Linked DNA regions of Homo sapiens: region 2 is linked to region 1. A link is an interaction called in ENCODE POLR2A ChIA-PET data of the cell type or tissue named here. Cell type or tissue: HepG2. All regions are shown on one strand. Each heading gives the region's core, and the rest is flanking DNA. Links, peaks and the distances in the headings are about the cores only.

What was found. ChIA-PET counts read pairs that join two places held together with the same protein. Peaks named below come from ENCODE experiments on the same cell type or tissue, not always from the same donor. Only the 100,000 strongest peaks of a DNase experiment are listed, where the experiment ranks them.
Region 2: POLR2A ChIA-PET joins it to region 1 with 10 read pairs; 3 of 35 experiments call an interaction of 5 or more read pairs at or near these places.

Annotation. Positions count from the first base shown.
Region 1 is chr16:57,602,890-57,610,889 of GRCh38, reverse strand. LOC105371291 (a long non-coding RNA gene) reads left to right here and starts at 3,868. Exons shown (of 4, transcript XR_933627.4): 1 at 3,868-4,162. It also overlaps the pseudogene HMGB3P32. RefSeq lists an enhancer at 944-1,043. In HepG2, for the core only: a CTCF peak has its summit at 1,144; a DNase peak (open chromatin) is centred at 3,719; H3K4me3 peaks cover 922 bases; H3K27me3 peaks cover 852 bases.
Region 2 is chr16:57,700,719-57,713,022 of GRCh38, reverse strand. DRC7 (dynein regulatory complex subunit 7) reads right to left here. Exons shown (of 19, transcript NM_001289162.2): 6 at 10,893-11,087; 7 at 7,989-8,147; 8 at 5,345-5,563. Among named protein-coding and RNA genes, the nearest start is that of DRC7, 12 kb to the right of the region's middle. In HepG2, for the core only: no CTCF peak of the experiment used is centred there; DNase peaks (open chromatin) are centred at 8,552, 8,932 and 11,922; H3K4me3 peaks cover 1,604 bases.

The DNA of each region.
Region 1 (8,000 bases), core at 1-8,000:
GCAGGTCAGGAAAGCTGTATTCAGGTCCCGTACATCTCCTCTCAGGAACCTTCAAAGCCTGGTCTCCTCCTACTCAAGAGGGGCCCTGAAGAAAAGACACTCCAGTGACAAGCTGTGGTCACAGGGCTGTCCAGCCTGACCCGTGGAGAGCTGAAGCGGTCCAAGTGCTCAGCACCAGGAGATGGCTCAGAAAGCACAACCCAGGTTTGTCCTCTGGGGTCACCAACCATCTCATTTTGCCGGGGACTGTCTCTGCTTAGCACTGAAAGCTCTGCCTCCTGGGAAACCTCTCAGTTCCAGTAAACTGAGAGAGCTGGTCACCCCCCAGCTCATGGTCATATGGTCACAACAAAAGGAAAACGCTTATACAGTTGGCCCTCTGCACAAGTCGTTGGGGGCATGACTGAGGGACATGAGCATCCTACAATTTGGTCCCCCACAGGTATTGGGGGATGACTGTAATACAAAATTCAGTGAAATAAGCAGAAAACAAAGGCAATGTCTCCACCTGTCTCAGGGACCTGTTTCCCCACTCAAAGACAGGGCTGCTACCCAGGGGCCACTTGGAAAAGCTCTGCACAGAGTGAACAGTGATGTCAAATTGATGCTTCCAGGTCAAGCTGAGAGGTGGCAGGGATGACAGGCAAGAAGAGGCAGCCCTGAGGAGGTGGCAAGCACAGGACCCTGGAGGTGGATTCCAGTCCTCACTGTGTGACCTTGAGGAGGCGACCTGCCCCTTGGTGCCTCAGTTTCTCCATCTGTGACAGGTTTCTTCCTCACTGGGTGGTTGTGCAGCTTTAGTGAGATCAACCATAGACAGCACAGTGCGGGGCTTATTGCCAGCACTTAAGCAGTGCTTTTAGGAAGCCGAGCCAACTGATAGCATTGTGCGTGCCTTTTTTTTTTTCCATTTTAGAATTGTTTCCATTATAGCTGTTCTAATGTTATTTGTGCAATCAAAACAAAACCAAATCAAACCCACAAGTATCTAGGTACATAATGTATATAAATAGAATCTGAAACCAAATGTTGGACTGTAGTGGGGGTGCATAGGGCTGCTCCCCAGCTGTCACAGCTGGCCCCAAAGCACGCCATACTCGGAGGCATAGCTTTAGAAGAGCTGACAGGAGACGCAGTGGTGCCTCCCTGAGGTTACGCCAAGTCATGCCAGAACTAACACCCGAGCAGGCAGCTCTGGCTGCTGAAGAAAGAGAGGGCAGGTGGGCGCAGCTCCTAAGACAGAGAAGGTGTTTTTGTTTCCGGCACAGCCCGACACAGAATGGCTCAGGTCCACCTCTGCAGCTTGACACAGATTCTATTTGCCATGCAGACTGATCTCAGCAATTTGGGGCTGCTGTGGCCCCACAGGGAGGAAACCGAGCTGCATCGCACAGAAGGGTCAGCCACATCCCCCAGTTGCATGGGGATAAAGCCCTCTGCTTTTCCACTTGTCTCTGAATTCCTGTCCCAGGAATTAGGATTTCTTGTGCAGGCTGGAATGAGCAAAATACTTAGGGTGTAACATTTAAGGAGGTGCCCACCGTCAGTGCCAATGGCCCTGCACCTCACTTTAATCTTCATGTGATTCTATTAGGCAATCTCTATTATTATCCCATTTCGTTGTCCAAAAAAGGAAAAAAAAAAAAAAAAGAAAGGAAGAAAAAAAGAAAAAGAATAAGGCTCAGAGAGCTGATGTTACTTGCCCTGAAAAGTGACAGAGCCAAAATTCAAACCCAGACCCATCAGATTCCAGCACCTAATGGCTTAACCATTGGGCCATCCTTTCTCCTGAGTACATGGGCACCCAGGTGATCCTCAAGTGACCAGTGCGGCAGAAAATACGCTGAGGCTGAGTGTGCAGGCGGCAGCTGCAGTCCCAGCTCTGTCCAGGCTCACCGGGTGACCTTGGGCAAGTCTCTTTTTTTCTCTGTGCCTCAATTTCCTTGTTTATAGAAGCTGGTGGCTATGCTGGGCCAAGAGTCACAAACTACAGTGCCCACAGCGGCCAGGCTGCAAAGCTAATGAGAGCAGGAAGGGGGCAGGGTGGGAGACAATAGGGAGTGGGGGGACCTGGGGTGAACTGGAGAGTATGGGCCACGCTGGGGAGCACTGCCCAGCTCCAGTGAACTGTCACTTGAGGAAATATGAGCCCCATGTGGCCTGATCCTTCAGTTTTTTCAAGGAAGCCAGAAATTTGAAATTAATGTGAAAATCTTAATTGTTATAAGTTGGGGATGAATTCAAATGGATTTAAAGCCTGTCATAAGCCAAACAAAGCCTATCTAAGGCTAGATCTCACCCTCGGGGCCTCCAGCAAGCAACCTCTAGATTCCATGTCAGAAGCTGTAAGTGTTCCTCAATATCCACCTCCCCTTTCTATACCAATAGAACCCCATATTTTCGCTGGGTTCATGGCCCCCTACAATAAAGACATTATTACCTAACATTCCTTGGAACTGGGTGGCCACATGACCAAGTTCTGAACAATAGGATGCAGCCATCAGTAAAGTCTGCAAATCTTGCATCATGCTCTTAAAAAAAAAAAAAGAGGTGCACCCTTTTGGAGGAGCAAAAAGGGAAGGGGTATGAGTGCCCAAAGTCCAGGAGCCACCACAGCCACCGTGCAGCCTGGTCCCTCGCATGGGATGGAAGTAAACGGCTTCTTGTTTATATGGGTTCTTACTCTTGAGTTTGTTACAGCAGCCAAAGTCATAACCTACCTAGCACAGGCTCTTTCAGGGATCTTCCTCAGGGCTCATAATTTTAAAGCCAGAAGGCTCCCACAATCCTCAATTCCCACCCCCATTCCTGACCATATACCTATTTTACAGATGGGGAGACCAAGGTTCAGAAAGGTGGAGAGTCTGTAACTTAATGAGTGAACAGCCTCTCTAAATGCAGACACAGCATAAATAGGACCCTTCTTCTACCCCAAATAAAGCTGCCAGGAGCTCATGTCTGGGAAAAGGGACTACAAGGGTGGGGACGGTGCCACCCGCATCCTCTCAGGGGCCACCGTGTGCTAGGCAAAGCCTTTCTTCACTGCTAGGGGCCCCTACAAGTCCCAGGCTTGCACCCCAACCCCGTGTTTCTTTGTTGTCTGCCCCCAGCCCGCAAGCCCATGTCTCTCTGGGCTGAAGAGGCCTTCAGGACATCCTTTTTTTTTTTTGAGATGGAGTCTCGCTCTGTCACCCAGGCTGGAGCGCAATGGTGCCATCTCAGCTCACTGCAACCTCCGCTTCCCAAGTTCCAGTGATTCTCCTGCCTCAGCTTCCCGAGTAGCTGGGATTACAGGCATGCGCCACCACGCCTGGCTAATTTTTGTATTTTCAGTAGAGACAGGGTTTCACCATGTTGACCATGCTGGTCTCAAACTCCTGACCTGAAGTGATCCGCCCGCCTATTCCTCCCAAAGTGCTGGGATAACAGGCATGAGCCACCATGCCTGGCCAGCACTGGTAATTTTTTAAAGCTCCTTCTACCCCTATACACCCCCACCCCCACACCCGCCCGATGGCCCCAGGCGACTGCAGGGTTGGGGCATGTGAGTCTGGTGGTTTCGCCCTAAGGGTCCTGGGTATCTGGTGCTCGGCACTTTGCCAGTCTCAGCCACTGGCTCAGCCTTTCCCCTGGAGATATAGAGGCTATGGGGGCAGTGATCTGGAAGGCCAGCTGTGTAGAAGTCCCTGAGGGTCAAAGTCTAGGTCTGGCAGTGTTGGAGAATAAAACCCTTGGCTGGCCAAACACTGGGAGGCTGCACCTGCTGCTCTGCAAATATGCCTGCCCCTGCCTGAGCAGGAGGCCTCAGCCAGCCCTCAGCAGGAACCCAGCCAGGGCCACCCACCCCAGCCATGCTAAGCCTCTGCCAGAGTGAGAGAGGCCCGCGTGGGCCAGGGGTGGCACAAGAGTCACTCTCAGGGTGGGCCAAAGGGTATCACAGAGACAGCCCGGCCCTGGAGCCATGCAGACCAGGAGCCGGGTGCCACCTCCAACACCAACTCACAGTGACTTTGGGCAAGTCCTTTTTTTGTCTTGAACCTCAGTGGGCCTAGTCTTGGCAACTGTGCAGTCGAGTGTCCAGCCCAGGGTCTAGACCAGAGCCAGTGGCAGCAAACAGCCCTGTTATCAAGAAGCAACATAACAAGAAGAAAGGAGAAAAAAGGTAAGCTGATTTTTCCTTTTCTGAGTGTTTGCAGAAGTCAACAGATAATGTCCAAGGTTAATAAATCAGGAAATGGCAGTAGAAGCATGTTATTTATGGCTCTGGAGGTAACTGCCACATGAGCTCGAACTATTAGAAGTGGTTGCCTCTGGGGAGGGGGCTTGCAGGAAATGGGCTTTTCACTATAAGTCCTTTTTACCAGTTCGTGTTTTTTAATGTCTATTTAGAAGTATTTATTAAAAAGTGACTCTGCCCCTCCACTCTTGATTTTCCAGGTCATCCCTGTTAACAGAAGTATTTTTGGCCTATAAGGCCATGTATAGGGTTAAGTGCTCAGACTGTGGAGTTGGGCTGCCAGAGTTCAAATCCTTGCTCTGTAACTTACCAGCTGTGCCGCCTTGGGCAAATTACTTAACCACTCTGTTCCTGTTTTCTCATATGTAGAATGGGAGTAATAATAATTCAATGCTCCTGGTTTACACAGTAAACATTCAGTAATTGTGAGACATGATTATTATATATCCCTGTAACTCATATATGCAATTGTTTTACAAAAATAGAATTAGTATGCTATACACAGTGTTTGCAACTCGCTTTTCTTTCTCTTGCCAAGTTATAATGGATATCATTTCTGCTTAGAATGTATAGTTCCATCTCATTCTTTTTCATTAGTACAAGAATTCCATTGCATAGAATGTAAAATTATTTAGCCATAACCCTCTATTGAAGGAAATTAAGGGGTCCTATTTTTTAGTGTAATACACTTTGCAGTAATTAACATATATATTTTGGCACATGTGTGGCTATTTCTAAAGGAAAGATACCTAAAAGAGGGATTACTAGGTTATAGAATTGTGCAATTAAAAATTGTACAGATACTTGAGCCGGGGAGGTCAAGGCTGCAGTGAGCATGATGGCACCACTGCATTTCAGCCTGGGTGACAGAGCAAGACCCTGTCAAAAAAAAAAAAAAAAAGGTATAGACACTGCTAAATTGCCCCCTTAAAAAGTAGTACCAATTTAGAGTCCCACCATATCCATTCCAATGTGGAGGTGATCTCTCTAGATGGGCAAAAAATTGTTTTAGTGTGCCTATTGTAATTCTGAGTGGAACCGAGCATCTTTTCATAACTTCATCATCCATTTTTCTTTCTTCTCCTGTGAAACAAATGTTTATATCCTTTATCCAACTTAAAAAAAAGTAATACTGTTTATTTAACTTCAAAAACATTTCAGCATTCTAAACATACAAAAAAAATAACAGAATGTTGCAAATCGTGTTTAAGGACAGAAGGTTCCTGAATTTTCATTGCAGTGACTCTTTGCTTTAGTGACAATGAAGAGTTCTACAGTTTAAAAACCACCACACTTAACTAAAAAACAAAACAAAAACTAAACACTTCTCATGCCAGCTGACCCCCCCATCTTTGCCTTTAGCTAAGAATGGCAGCAGAAAGCTGTCACCACATACAGAAACAAGACAACTTGAAGCTAAATGAATGCCCACTGCACAGTGAACCGGTCCAGCGTCACGGTGCATGCCCTCAGCTATGGCCCCTCCAAAAGGCACCTTCCCCACAGCCTCAATGCCAGACAAGAAGCATCAAGAGCTTGCCTCAGTTGTTTTATTCTTTTTACAAACTATGGACATATACAGTTGATAACTCAGGATTTCTAGCCAATAACCATATAGTTAACACCATCTTACAAATTATAAAAATGCCAGAAACATGGTTTCTTTGTTTGTTTTGTTTTGTTTTGTTTTGTTTTGAGACGGAGTCTCACTCTGTTCCCCAGTCCGGAGTGCAGTGGCGTGATCTCGGCTCACTGCAAGCTCCGCCTCCTGGGCTCAAGCGATTCTCCTGCCTCAGCGTCTCAAGTAGCTGGGATTATAGGCATGCGCCACCATTCCCGGCTAATCTTTGTATTTTTAGTAGAGACAGGGTTTCGCCATGTTGGCCAGGCTGGTCTCGAACTCCTGACCTCAGGTGATCCGCCCACCTCGGCCTCCCAAAGTGCTGGGATTACAGGCGTGAGCCACCACACCCGGCCCAGAAACATCTTTAAATGCCCTGTCACACCAACAGCAAAGTGCACAGAGTGAGAATATGAGAGGGCGTTTTCATTTTAAAATGTTCGGAGGCTGGGCATGGTGGCTCATGCCTGTAATCCCAGCACTTGGGGAGGCCAAGGCCAGCGAATGGCGAATGGCTTGAGCCCAGGAGTTCAAGACCAACCTAGGTGACATGGTGAAATGCCATCTCTACAAAAAATAAAAAAATTAGCCATGTATGGTGGCATGCACCTGTAATCCCAGCTACTGGGGAGGCTGAAGTGGGAGACTCGCCTGAGCCCAGGAGGTGGAGGCCGCAGTGAGCTGAGATCATACCACTGCACACCAGCTTGGGCGACAGAGCGAGACTGTGTCTCAAAAAACAAACAAACAAAGGTTTGGAATTATGTACAACTTTGATACAGTTTCAGGGTGCTCTGGACACCCACGGCCACTTTATGTAAACCACTGACAATTTCTAGAGCACTCTGAGAGACTGCAATATGATCGTGATCAAATTTTGTAATTAAAACTAATGAGGGCAACAGATATTTCTCAAATGAGAGATGAGTCAATTACAACGCGGTCCCCAACCTTTTTGGCACCAGGGACCGGTTTCATGGAAGAAAATTTTCCACGGACGGGGGTCAAGGGTGGGGGCAAGGGGGGGATAGTTTTGGGATGAAACGGTTCCACTTCAGATCATCAGGCATTATTTAGATTCTCCTAAAGAGCACTCAGCCTAGATCCCTCTCATGTGCAGTTTACAACAGGGTTCAGAATCTAATGCCACCGCTGATCCGACAGGAGGCTCAGGTGGTAATACTTGCTCGCCTGCCGCTCACCTCCTCCTGTGACGCCTGGCTCCTAATGGACCACAGACGAGTACTGGTCCATGGACCGGGGGTTGGGGACCCCTGAATTATGACACTCCTCTGCTCTAAGATATTGACAAGGAGATGGATAAACAGGTTTTTTAATTCCTCCTCCTCCTCCTCCTCTTCCTTGTCTACCTTTTTCCAGGCAACTTTAACTTTTGCACCATCGAACTTTCCTTCAGACTTCGAGTCAGCAACACCCTTCTCACACTTCTTCAGCTTGCTGCCGTAGTGATGTCAGGCAGCTTTGCACTGTCACTCAAGTTATTCCATATCTCACTCAGCCTTTTTGCCACATCTCCAATAGAGATGCCAGGGTTTGTGGATTTGTCCTCGGGGCAGAATTCTGAACAGAACAGGAAGAATCCAGATGGTAGCCTTTTGGGGGCTTTAGGGTCCTTCTTCTTGCCTCCCTTAGCTGGTCCGTAATTCTTTATTTCCCAATCATAGAGTACTTCATCCACCTCGGTCATTTCGTCAGGCTTAGACTTCTCTTTTCCACACATTGTCTTCCGCCTCTCAGAGCACTTCTTGGAAATTTCTGTGAAATTGACAAGAACCTCTGGGTTTTTCTTCTTGCATTCTTCTCTGCATGTCTGCATAAAGAAGGCATAAGCAGACATCTCACCTTTTGGTTTCTTGGGGGTCATCTTTAGCCATCCTGACTATATTGTCGCTAGTCTGGGCAACGCAGGGCACCTGCTTTACACATTTTTAATTGGGCTTTTTGCCACTTTCTTACTGATTCATAGGACCTCTTTGCATATTAGAAACCTTAATTCTTTAATACATATGAGCCAAATATTTTCCCAGGATCTTCTGCATGCTTTTAGCTAAATTCTTGGTGTCATTGGTCATAGAAAAGTTTTGCATTTTTATATAGTTAGATGTAGTCTTCCTTTATGAT
Region 2 (12,304 bases), core at 4,104-12,103, 98 kb before region 1:
TAGAGAGTTTCTAAATATCTGTAAACTAAACACATTTTCAAATGGCCCATGAATTAAAGGAGAAATTAAAAGGGAAATTGGAGAGCATATTGAATGGAAAGAAAATGAATACATGATAGAGTAAAATGTGTGGGATGTCACTAAAGTAGTACTTCCGAGAGAAAGAAGGCTTATGTTAGAAAAGAACAGGCTTAGCTGGGCGTGGTGCATGCCTGTAATCTCAGCTACTCAGGAGGCTGAGCCAGGAGAATCGCTTGAACCCAGGAGGTGGAGATTGCAGTGAGTGAAGATCGCGCCATTGCACTCCAGCCTGGGCAACAAGAGCGAAACTCTGTCTCAAAAAAAAAACAAAACAAAAAACAGTCTTAGATGAATCATCTCAGCTTCCACCTTAAGAAACTAGAAAAAAGTAAATGAAGCTCAAAGTAAGCATAAAGTATAAAATAATAAAGATCAGAGTGGACATCAATGAGATAGAAAACAAAAACAACGGAGAAAAACCACAAAACCAAAAACTGGTTTATTGACAATAAGGTGGGACTTACTGACCAGAAGGTGGGACTTGACTTCCAAGCTGGGGGCTCAGACACTGGACCAAATTGAGGACTAGCTAAAACGGGGCCAAGGCAACACCCAGAAATTACACCTTTCCATGGCAATGACAAAGTGAACCAGAGGTTACCACTCTATTTCTAGAAATTTCTGCATAATCTGCCCCTTAATTTGCATATGATTAAAGTGGATATAAATGTGACTGTGGAACTGCCTCTGAGCCGCTACTCTTGAAACCGCCTTTGCACAATTATGACTAAGACACTGAAAGAGATCTCAATCGACTCCATCTTGCTTCTAACCTCCAAGCTGTCCTTGTTCATTCCTAGGTGAAGGCTGAACTAACTTTGGGAGAAACTTAGTTTATTATAGTTTAAAACAAAGGCAATAACAGCCCTTTCCCAAAGCAGACCTCCTTCTTGCTTAGGGACTAGATTAGCTACAAGATTAGAAATTATGGTTTAGGAGTCATGCAGCTGGAGGCTACAAGATTCTGACCCTCCCTAAACTGCTCCTAAGATCAGTGCTTGAGATATTTTGCAGGCCCTACACTTGATGGATCAGATGGCACCACCAGATGGATAAACTGGCTCATCTGATCTTGTGAGCCCCACCCAGGAACCGACTTGGTGCAAGAAGACAGCTTTGACTTTCTGTGATTTCATCTCTGACCAATCAGCACTCCTGGTTCCCTGGCATCCCCCAACCCACCAAGTTGTCCCTAAAAACTCTGCTCCCTGAATGCACGAATGCTCTGGGAGACTGATTTGAGTAATAACAAAACTCTGGTCTCCTACACAGCCTGCTCTGCGTGAATTACTCTTTCTCTATTGCAATTCCCCAGTCTTGAATCAGCTCTGTCTAGGCAGCTGGCAAGGTGAACCCCTTGGGTGGTTACAATCTGGGCACACTGCCTATGGGGTAGCCCTGCTCCACAAGGAGCAGTCCATCTGCTGCTGCCGTACGCTGCCACTTCAAGTAAAGTTGCCTCTAACACCACCAGCTTGCCCTTGAATTCTTTCCTGGAAAAAGCCACGAATCCTCACTGGCAAAGCCCTGATTTTGGGGCCTGCCCCTGCATCAAGAGCAACAAAATTGATAAACCTCTAACCAGATTGATCAGGAGCAAAAGAGAGAACACACAAACTACCAATATTAAGAATGAATGGGGTAATGTCACTAAAGACTTTAACATATTAGAAGGAAAATAAGGAGCTATTTTGAACACTTTCATAACAATAAATTTGAAAACAAATGAAATGGACAAATTTCTTGAAAGATACAAACACCAAACCTCACTCAAAAACAGCTTGAGTCTTCCTATTGAATTTGTACCTTAAAATCCTTCCACAAAGAAAATTCCAGCCCCAGATGGCTTCACTTGTGAAGTCCAGCAAACGTACAAAGGAAATCATGCCAATTCTACAGAAACTCATCCAGAAAACTGAAGAAAAGGGAAACTTCCCAACTCATTCCATGAGGCCAGCATTACTGTGATACCAAAACCTGGCAAATATATTCTAAGAAAACTACAGAACAATATCTCTCTTCAACAAAGATACAGAAATTCTAAGCAAAATTTTCAGTTCAACACCAATAATATATAAAAGATTTAACCATCACAATGAAATGAGGTTTATCCCAGGAAAACCATGGTTAGTCTAACATTCAAAATCAATCCAAGTAACTTACCATGTAGATAAACTAAAAAAGAAAAATCATAATAATCTCAATAGACTCAGAAAAAGTATTTGACAAAAATCTAGCATCTATTTCTGAAAAAACTCTCAGCAAACTAGGACTGGAGAAAAACTTCCTTTATTTGATAATGGGAACCAATAAGAGAAACCTGTGGCTAATACTATACTTAATGGTATCAGACTAAATGCTCTCCGTAAGATCAGGAATAAACAGGTTTGCTTTCATCACTTCTGTTTAACATTTACTGATGATTCCAGCCAGTGTGATAAGGGAAGAAAAGCATCCAGATGGGAAAAGAAGTAAAACTGTTTTTATTCACAGATAACATAATTATCTGTATAAACATTGATGGAATCCACGCAAAGGCTATTAGGGCAAATAAGTGAATTTGGGAAGATTTCAGGATAGAAGATCAATATGTAAAAATCAACTGCATTTCTATTCACTAACAAAGAATAGTCAGAAGGTGAAATTTAAAAAAATCATAGCATCAAAAAGCGAAATATTTAGGAATAAATCTGACAAAAGATGTGCAAGAACTGTACACTGAAACCTACAAAATGTTGCTGATAGAAATTTTAAAAGACTTAAATAACTGAAGAGAGATACCATGGTTCATGGGTGAAAAATTCAATATTGTTAAGAAAACGGTTCTCTCTCAATTGATCTATGGATCCAGTATAATCTCAACCACAATCTTCTTTTTGGGGCCCGGGACAGTGGTTCAAGCCTGTAATCCCAGCACTTTTGGAGGCCAAGGTGGGTGGCTTGCTTGAGACCAACCTGGGCAACATTGCAAAACCCATTTTTTGTCTCTATAAAAAATACAAAAATTAGCTGGGCATAGTGGCACATGCCTGCAGTCTGTAGTCCCAGCTACTCGGGAGGCTGAGGTGGAAGAATTGCTTGAGTCCAGAGGTTGCAGTGAGCCGTGATTGCATCACTGCACTCCAGCCTGGTCAACAAAGGAAGACCCTGTCTCAAAAATAAAAATCTTCTTTTGGGGTGATGAAAAAATTCTGGAATTAGATAGTGGTGATAGTTGCACAATCTTGTAAATATACTAAAAGCCACTAACTTGTGCACTTTAGTGGATTTATGTTATGTCAATTACACCTCAATTTTAAAAAGGGGGGAACACAATCAGTCTAATTTACCACTTAATAGAAGAAAAAATTATGATCATTTAATAGATGAAAAAAACATTTGATATAAACAAATTTTGTTTGATTAAAAAAAAACCTGCTAGTGAACTGAGAAAGAAATCCCTTAGTTAAATAAAGGGTAGCTAGCTATAAAAACCCTACAGTCAAGATAAACATCACACAAATAGTGAAATGTTATGATACTAAGGCGTTACTTGTGAATCAGGACTGAGACAAGGATGTTCAGAATCCCCACTTCAATTTGACATTATACTGGATGTACTAACCAGAGAAATAAAACAAGAAAAAGAAATGAAAAAGTATAAGGATTAAAAATGAAGAAACAAAACGGCCATCATTCAGCTATAGAACTGATTGTATATGCAGAAAACCCCAAAGTCTTTACAGATTAATTTTTAAAATGAATAAGCAGGTTTAAAACTTACTGGATATGTGAACAGTTTGCAAAAAGCAATTGCTTTTTTTTTTTTTTTTTGAGACAGAGTCTTGCTTTGTCGCCCAGGCTGGAGTGCAGTGACGCAATATAGGCTCACTACAACCTCCGCCTCCCAGATTCAAGCAATTCTTCTGCCTCAGCCTCCCAAGTAGCTGGGATTACAGGTGCCCACCACCACACTTGGCTATTTTTTGTATTTTTAGTAGAGACGGGGTTTCACCATGTTGGCCAGGCTGGTCTTGAATTCCTGACTTCAAATGATCCACCCTCCTCAGCCTCCCAAAGTGCTGGGATTACAGGTGTGAGCCCCCACACTCAGCCAAAAATCAATTGCATTAAATAAAACCACAGTGCAATACCATTACATGTCCACTACAATAGCTAAAATGGAAAAGAAAGTATCCAGTATTGGCAAGGATGTGGATGGAGCTCTGAGAACCCTCATACATTGCTGGTGGGAGTGTAAATGGATGCAATCACTTGAGAAATCGGGCAGTATCTACTAAAACTGAGTATGTGCCCACCCTGTGACTCAGCGATTCCACCCCTCAGTAGTTACCCAACAGAAATGTGTGTATGTGTTCACTGAAATATATGTATACAAATATTCATGGCGGCATTATTCAAAATAGTCCCAAACTGGACACAGTCTCAATGTGCAACTGTAGAAAGGACAAATAAGTTCTGGTGTATTCAAATAATGGAAAGTAATAAAAAATGAAAATGAACAAACCACACAAAAAACCACAATGAATTTCATAAACATAATGAGTGAAGGAATCCAAGAGTAAGAGTATTGAATCACTGTGTGATTCAACTGATGTAAACTCCAAAAACAGATGAAACTAATGGATGTCGTTAGAAGTCAAGATAGTGCTTAACTCTGGGGACGATGGTAGGGTTGGTGGCCAGGAGGAGACATGAGGGGGCTTCTAATGGTCCTGGCTACACAGGTGTGTTCAGTGTGTGATAATTCAATGGTATGTACACTTAGGATTGTGACCTCCTCTGTACCCTCTTGTAGGCGCGTGTGTGTACCAGTGCCACATACGTGAGTTAAAAATACATTTGGAGGAAGATAGTAATTGTGCAAAGGGACTTTGTGGGGTTTGGGCAATATTCTATTTCTTGGTCTGGGTGTAGGAAACCAAGGTGTGTTAAATTTGTGGGATTTCACTGAACTGTATGTATGCATGGGATGAGTGTACTTTTCTGCATGTAGGTTACACTTCAATATAGAGTTTTTAAAAAATGCATTCAAACAATCCACACTTTAGAAGGATACACAAATCAGGAGAGACAATAATCGTATCAGAATGGTTATTCATGGGCAAGGGAGTGGGCCATGGAGACGCAGCTATGGAGAAGGTTCAAAGCCCTCGTGGCCTGGTGTCTCGCTCTCCCCAAGGTCTGGCTGCCATTGCTTCCCTCTATTCCTATCACCTGCACTGTGCCTGCCACACCCACCCAGCTCCCCCTCCCTAGGCACCTTGCAGCAGTTCCAGCAATCCTGCATGTTGATCCAGTAGTTCTTGTGGTTCCACAGGCTTTCGATGCCCAGGAAGTGCTCATCCTGGGTGCTGTAGCTATGTCCTGTGAATGGGTCGATGAAGAAGTTCTCAGGCACCTCGCGCTTCCCCGATAGCACAAGGACCCAGGAGTGCACCCGCAGGCCGTGCAGGGCATCCGGCTTTGCCTTCTCCGCTTCCTGCCAAGGAAAGGTGGGTGACTACGAGTCAGATGGCTGGAAGAGGAGTGTCAGGGGCCCAGACATCTCCCTGGGGCTGGGGAACCAGCAGGAGAGCTGAGTTCTGATGTAGACTGCACCATCAACCGGAGTGTGACGGCCCATCTCCCCTCCCATCACCCAACCACTGAGCCCATTTGTAAAATCAAAACAATGGGAGAGTCTGACTAGATCTGTGGTTTACAAATCGGACTCTTTGGGGCACTGGGCATCTGGGGGTTACCGGCTTTATATGTTATGACTTTGGGTGAGGTTTCATCCACAGAAAGGAAATGGGAGACCAAGTACCTTTCTTATCTGCCTCCCTCTGAGAGAACTGTGACTGTCTTGTTGTTCATTGTTATGTATAAATAGGTCTGGACCAGAAAAGAAGCTCAAGGAATACTCTATGGAAGGAAAGGAAAGAAGGGAGTGGGGAAAGAGGATTGGAGGAAGGATAGGAGTGTGGAGTTGGAAGAAGAGATGGGAGATGGGTAGGAGGATGGCTGGCAGGATGGATGAGAGGACTGATGGCAGGAAAAATGGATAGGAGGATGCATGGGAGGAGAGAGGGGAGGATGGATGGATGGGAGGATGGGTGGATGGGAGGATGGATGGATGGGAGGATGGGTGGATGGGAGGATGGATGGATGGGAGGATGAGTGAGACAATGGATGGATGGGAGAACAGTGGGTAGGAGGGTGGATGGATGGGAGGATGGACGGATGGGAGGATGGGTTGGAGGAGAAATGGAAGGAAGGATGGATGGATCGGAGGATGGTGAGAGGATGGATGGGAGAATGGATGGGAGGATGGACGGATGGGGGGGTGGGTGGGAGGATGGACGGATGGGAGGATGGGTGGATGGGAGGATGGATGGATGGGAGGATGGGAGGATGGGTGGATGGGTGGATGGGAGGGTGGGAGGATGGATGGATGGAAGCATGGATGAGAGGACGGATGGATGGGAGGATGGATGGATGGGAGGAGAAATGGGAGGATGGATGGATGGGAGGATGAGTGGGACAATGGATGGATGGGAGAACAGTGGGTAGGAGGGTGGATGGATGGGAGGATGGACAGATGGGAGGATGGGTTGGAGGAGAAATGGAAGGAAGGATGGCTGGATCAGAGGATGGTGGGAGGATGGATGGGAGAATGGATGGGAGGATGGATAGTTGGGAGGATGGACGGATGGGAGGGTGGGTGGGAGGATGGATGGATGGGAGGATGGGTGGATGGGAGGATAGATGGATGAGAGGATGGGAGGATGGGTGGATGGGAAGATGGGTGGATGGGAAGATGGGAGAATGGATGGATGGAAGCATGGATGAGAGGATGGATGGATGGGAGGATGGATGGATGGGAGGCAAAATGGGAGGATGGATGGATGGGAGGATGGGTGGATGGGAGGATGGATGGATGGGAGGATGGTGGGAGGATGGATGGATGGGAGGATGGTGGGAGGATGGATGGATGGAAGGATGGATGGGAGGATGGATGGATGAGAGGATGGATGGGAGAATGGATGGATGGATGGGAGGATGAGTGGGATGATGGATGGATGGGAGAATAAGTGGGTAGGAGGGTGGATAGATGGGAGGATGGATGGATGGGAGGATGGATGGGAGGAGAAATGGGAGGATGGATGGATGGGAGGATGGATGGATGGGAGGATGGATGGGAGGAGAGATCAGAGGGTGGATGGGAGGATGGATGGATGGGAGGATGATGGATGGGAGGATAAATGGGAGGATGGATGGATGGATGGGAAGATGGATGGATGGGAGGATGGGTGGGAGGATGGATGGATGGAAGGATGGATGGGAGGAGAGATGGGAGAATGGATGGTTGGGAGGATGGATGGATGGGAGGTGGGTGGGAGGACAGATGGATGGGAGGATGGGTGGATGGGAGGATGGATGGATGGAAGGTTGGGTAGGAGGATGGATGGATGGGAGATGGACAGATGGGAGGATGAATGGGAGGAGAGATCAGAGGATGGATGGGAGGATGGATGGATGGATGGATTGGCGAATGGGAGGATGGATGGGAGGGGAGATGGGAGGATGGATGGGAGGAGAGATGGGAGGATGAATGGATGGGAGGGTGTATGCAGGTATATCCCCAGTAAGAGTCTAGAGCAAAGAGGACACCAGAGCTGCCTAGCATAGAATGGGCTGCCCCAGGCAGTACAGTGCCCTGATGTTAGGAGTCCATCATGAGAAGCTGGCTGACCACCAGTGGGAGATTCCTGCAGGGCCAGGTAGAGGTTGGGGGTGATTGTGAGGTGGACCTAGTTGGGGGGTCCATACACACATCCCCTCCATGACCTATGCCTCTTTTCCCATCCCTAGCAGTCCTTTCTCGATAGCTGAGCCCAGGGGATTCAGGGCTGAGGACCCACCATGAGGCGCTCCTCCTCCTCCCTCAGCCGCTTCTTCTCCTGGGCTCTGATCTCCTGCTGCTTCTTCACCTCTTGCTCCTGCTCAAACCTGCTGCACAGGTCCCTGGGGGGTTTGATGGTATACTTCTTAGGCAGCACCTTTTCCTCCTTCTTGATGGTCTGTCACCCAAAAGAAGAGGAAGGGTCAGTGGCCCTGCATCCCCCCTTTACATGTGCAACTCCAAGAGGTGAGACCCGCCCAGCCAGTCCCTCAGACCGGGGGATGGCAGCTACTCCTGTAGCCTGTGGCCTTTCTGGCTCTAAATGCAGCTCCAGCTCCATGACCTTGGGAGGTCCTCTCACTTCTCTGAATCTCAGGTTCATGGTGTGAGAATAATAGGAACTTTCTCCCCAGCCTCTTTCTGAGAAGTAAAGACAGAAAAAATGCCCGAGGGAGGTACCTGTCAGGGCCAGGAGCTCAGGAGGTGTGGCTTTCTCCTCTTCAATCCTCACCACCCATCCTAGCCATGACCTGGGTCTGATCCAGAAGTGGGGAGAATTGTCAGGAGTTGGATTTTTCAGATCTTGTCATCGGAGGGCCTCATATGTTGACTTTAACAGTTTGCTGGGCCAGGAAGGAGAAGAAACCGTGTGTGTGTGTGTGTGTGTGTGTGTGTGTACGCTTGCGTGTCTACAAATGTGTGCTAAGTGGCAAGAAGTATTCCCAGGAAAGAGCACTGCAGAGGCTGCAGAGGTGGGCCTGTGATAGTCATGAAGGAGAAATAGTGAATCTCCAGCGTTTCAAGTTCCCTGAGTCTCCATTTTCCTGCTGTGTGACTTTGGCCACATTATGTTACCTTTTGATTTCATCAACATACTCATCTGTAACATAAAAGTGACAATATCTACCACACTGGGCCATCGTGGGGAGCAACAAGCACAATGGACATGAAAGCGGATTTTAAACCCGAAAGTTCTCTGCATCTGTTTGTTATTGATATAATGTTAATCATTAAGCTTTTGGCTGAGCTGAGAGCTGAGATGCCCGGGTGGGAGCTCAGAGGCTTTTTTTTTTTTTTTTTTTTTTTGGAGCCAGAGTATCCCTCTGTTGCCCAGGCTGGAGTGCAATGGTGCGATCTCAGCTCACTGCAACCTCCACCTTGCAGGTTCAAGCGATTCTCCTGGCTCAGCCTCCCGAGTAGCTGGGTTTACAGGCATGCACCACCACACCCAGCTAATTTTTATATTTTTAGTAGAGACGGGGTTTTGCCATGTTGGCCAGGCTGGTCTGGAACTCCTGCGCTCAAGTGGTCCACTTGCCTCAGCCTCCCAAAATGCTGAGATTACAGCCTCCCAAAATGAGCCACCGTGCCCAGCCAGAGGCTTTTGAAGCCAAAAGCCATGGCGGAGCTCGTGCTCCATCTTCTCTTGGGGAGGTGGGCCTGAGAGAGCAAGGCTCTTCTTGTGCTTCCCCTTCTGTCTCGCCCTTCTCCCACCAGAGCACCCACCCTGGGGTCCCTGGGTGCTCACCCAGGTATAACCCAGGTACACAGTGATCCTGCTGGATGCCTCAGGTCCCTGGATCCCCATCTCCAAGCTGCGGACACCCACAGGAGCCTGACCCTGATCCCAGAGTCCTGGAATTAATCCACCTCATGAAGAGCATTTTCTGTCTGTAGCATGACTATTTTCTAAATGTAAAGAGATGCATTTGTGATTCTGATATTCATTCCAGAGTATTTCTTGTGTCTGTAGCAGCCTGTGGTCCTTATGGAGATCTTAATGAGCAGATCTAAAAACACAGCCACCAGCCACTGAACAGTTGGTGATTTTTTTTTTTTTTTTTTTTTTTTTTGCTATTAAAAAGGGGCCTTGAGGGCCAGGCACGGTGGCTCAGGCCTATAATCCCAGCACTTTGGAAGGCTGAGGCGGGAGGATTGCTTGAGTCCAGGAGTTCACGACCAGCCTGGACAACATAGTGAGAACCTATAAAAAACAAACAAAATTAGCTGGCCGTGGTGGTACTCGCCTGTAGTCTCAGCTACTTGGGAGGCTGAGGCAGGAGGACGGCTTGAGTCCAGGAGGTTGAGGTTGCAGTGGGCCGAGATCATGCCACTGCACTCCAGCTTGAGTGACAGAGTGGAAGAGACCCTGTCTCAAAAAAAAAGCAGGCTTTTTACCTCGGGAGTGTGGGACTGAGAACCAAATGTCTGTTCACTTGTCTGTTATTTTTTATTTCTTTTATTTATTTTTTGAGATGGAGTCTTGCTCTGTCACCCAGGCTGGAGTGCAATGGCGCAATCTCAGTTCACTGCAGCCTTTGCCTCCCGGGTTTCAAGTGATTCTCCTGTCTCAGCCTCCTGAGTAACTGGGACTACAGGCACATGCCACCATGCGTGGCTAATTTTTTTGTATTTTTGATAGAGACAGGGTTTCGCCATGTTGGCCAGGCTGGTCTCGAACTCCTGACCTCAAGTGATTTGCTCGCCTTGGACTCCCAAAGTGCTGGGATTACAGGCATGAGCCACCGCACCTGGCCTATTTTCTTATATAAAAATGGCTGGCTGGATTTTTATCAAATGCATAGGGTAAATTTGGAATCGTTTGACTTAAGATATAAGCTATGTGGCATTCATAAAATTTACCAAGCAGGGAGCATAGTAGCTGAAAACTGAGTTACAACAGACAGAGAAGAACAGCCAGCTTGGAAAACTGGGCTGGATGTGTTAAGACACCGAGGACATAAATCACTGGTGGTTTGAAATATGAACTCCAGGGCAGCGGAAGGGCTGGTGGTGAGGGATCTGTGTCCGCGTGGCCAGGGCTGGGGATGAGGCGGCAGTGATGGACGTCTCTAAGGATGGCACGACAGCACCGGGAATGTTCATCCTTTGGGAAACCCGGGCAGCTCAAGCCCGACCATACCTCCTTGGGCTTCACAGTGAGTGGGCACACCTCCCGCGTCAGGTCCATGTGGCACAGGTCCAGCGAGCCGTAGCCGTTGACGCAGTAAGCATCATAGCCAGAGCCGATAAGCATGGAGCAGAGCAGCGTACTGAAGTCAAAGCAGTTCCCCTTCTGGTACTTGAGCACAGTGGTCGAGGAGTACAGGTGCGAGGGCTGGTCACAGTGGGACGGTCAGCACAGCTGGGGCCCCGCTGCCCCAGCCTGTCCTCCCCACCGGTCACAGCCCACCACCTGTCAGGGTGGGGAGCCAGGACCAATGCACAGGCTGGACCTGCTTTGGGCCCCTAACCCTTGTGGGGTCAGGGAGCCTGCTAAGAATGGAATGACAACCAGACACCATGCCATTCACATTTGCCTGTCATTTGAAGGGGCTATGGACTTCCTGATAGGGGGAAACCTTCTGGACTGTAGGAGTGTCTGATCTAATGCCCTCTGACTGGTAAGTTTACTGTTTTGCTCCAATGCTCCCCCTTCCTTCGATACCCACCTTTCCTCCTCCTCCCTTTATCAGTTCTCCACTGTTGACCTTGCCCTTTCTTCCTCCCTCCCTCTATTCTGAAGGAGAAGCTGACGAATTTGGTCAGAAGCCCAAAGATGGGGTTAGGGCCACGGGCAGCCGGGCCTCCCCTCTCTCTTTCCTGTACCGCTTGAAGCCATGGCAGGGAAGCTCTGAATGCAAAGGAGAAAAGAGGTGGGAACCAGAAGCCCAGGCTTGCTGTGTGTCCTCAGGCAAGTGGCTGTCTCTCTCTAGGCCTGTTTGCCCTTAGGGGCCCTGAGAGGCTGTACCCTGAGCCTGGCTGAGCTTCCTTTTCCCAGACCGTGCCTGACATCCCATTGAAGGAAATCATGTACACAGTGATCCGTTTCCAAGGCAAAGTGCCTTGAATAGGCTTAGGTCAGCAAACTACAAAAACCCCAGGATATACTAGGCCCCTGCTTGAATAGCCAATGCCTGTTTGTCAGCCTTCTCCTTCCTCCCCCTTACCTACCGCCTTAGTTGCCCTCACTCAAACCAAAAAAGTTTAGCCTAAGATAAAAGTTTACTAGTCTGCAAAATAGCTCGCTTTGTCTGTTCTTATCAGCCTGCCCAGCTACTCAGGTCATAAGTCAAATACTTAAAGAGCCCCTGAGCTAACTAGGATTGCAATGCATTGTGGGTTGCAATAAAATGCTGCAAAACAACCCTAGAAAAAACACCTAAAGCCCCTGCCTAACAATCAATAGGCGATGTCTGGGAAGATTGTGACCCCATAGTACTCAGCCTGTGAGGAACCAGGGGAGGGACCTGCGCACTAGGGGATAAACTGCTTGTTAAAACTATGCTGGGTGTGTCTGCCTATCAGACACCCAATCTTGCAAGACCATCATTA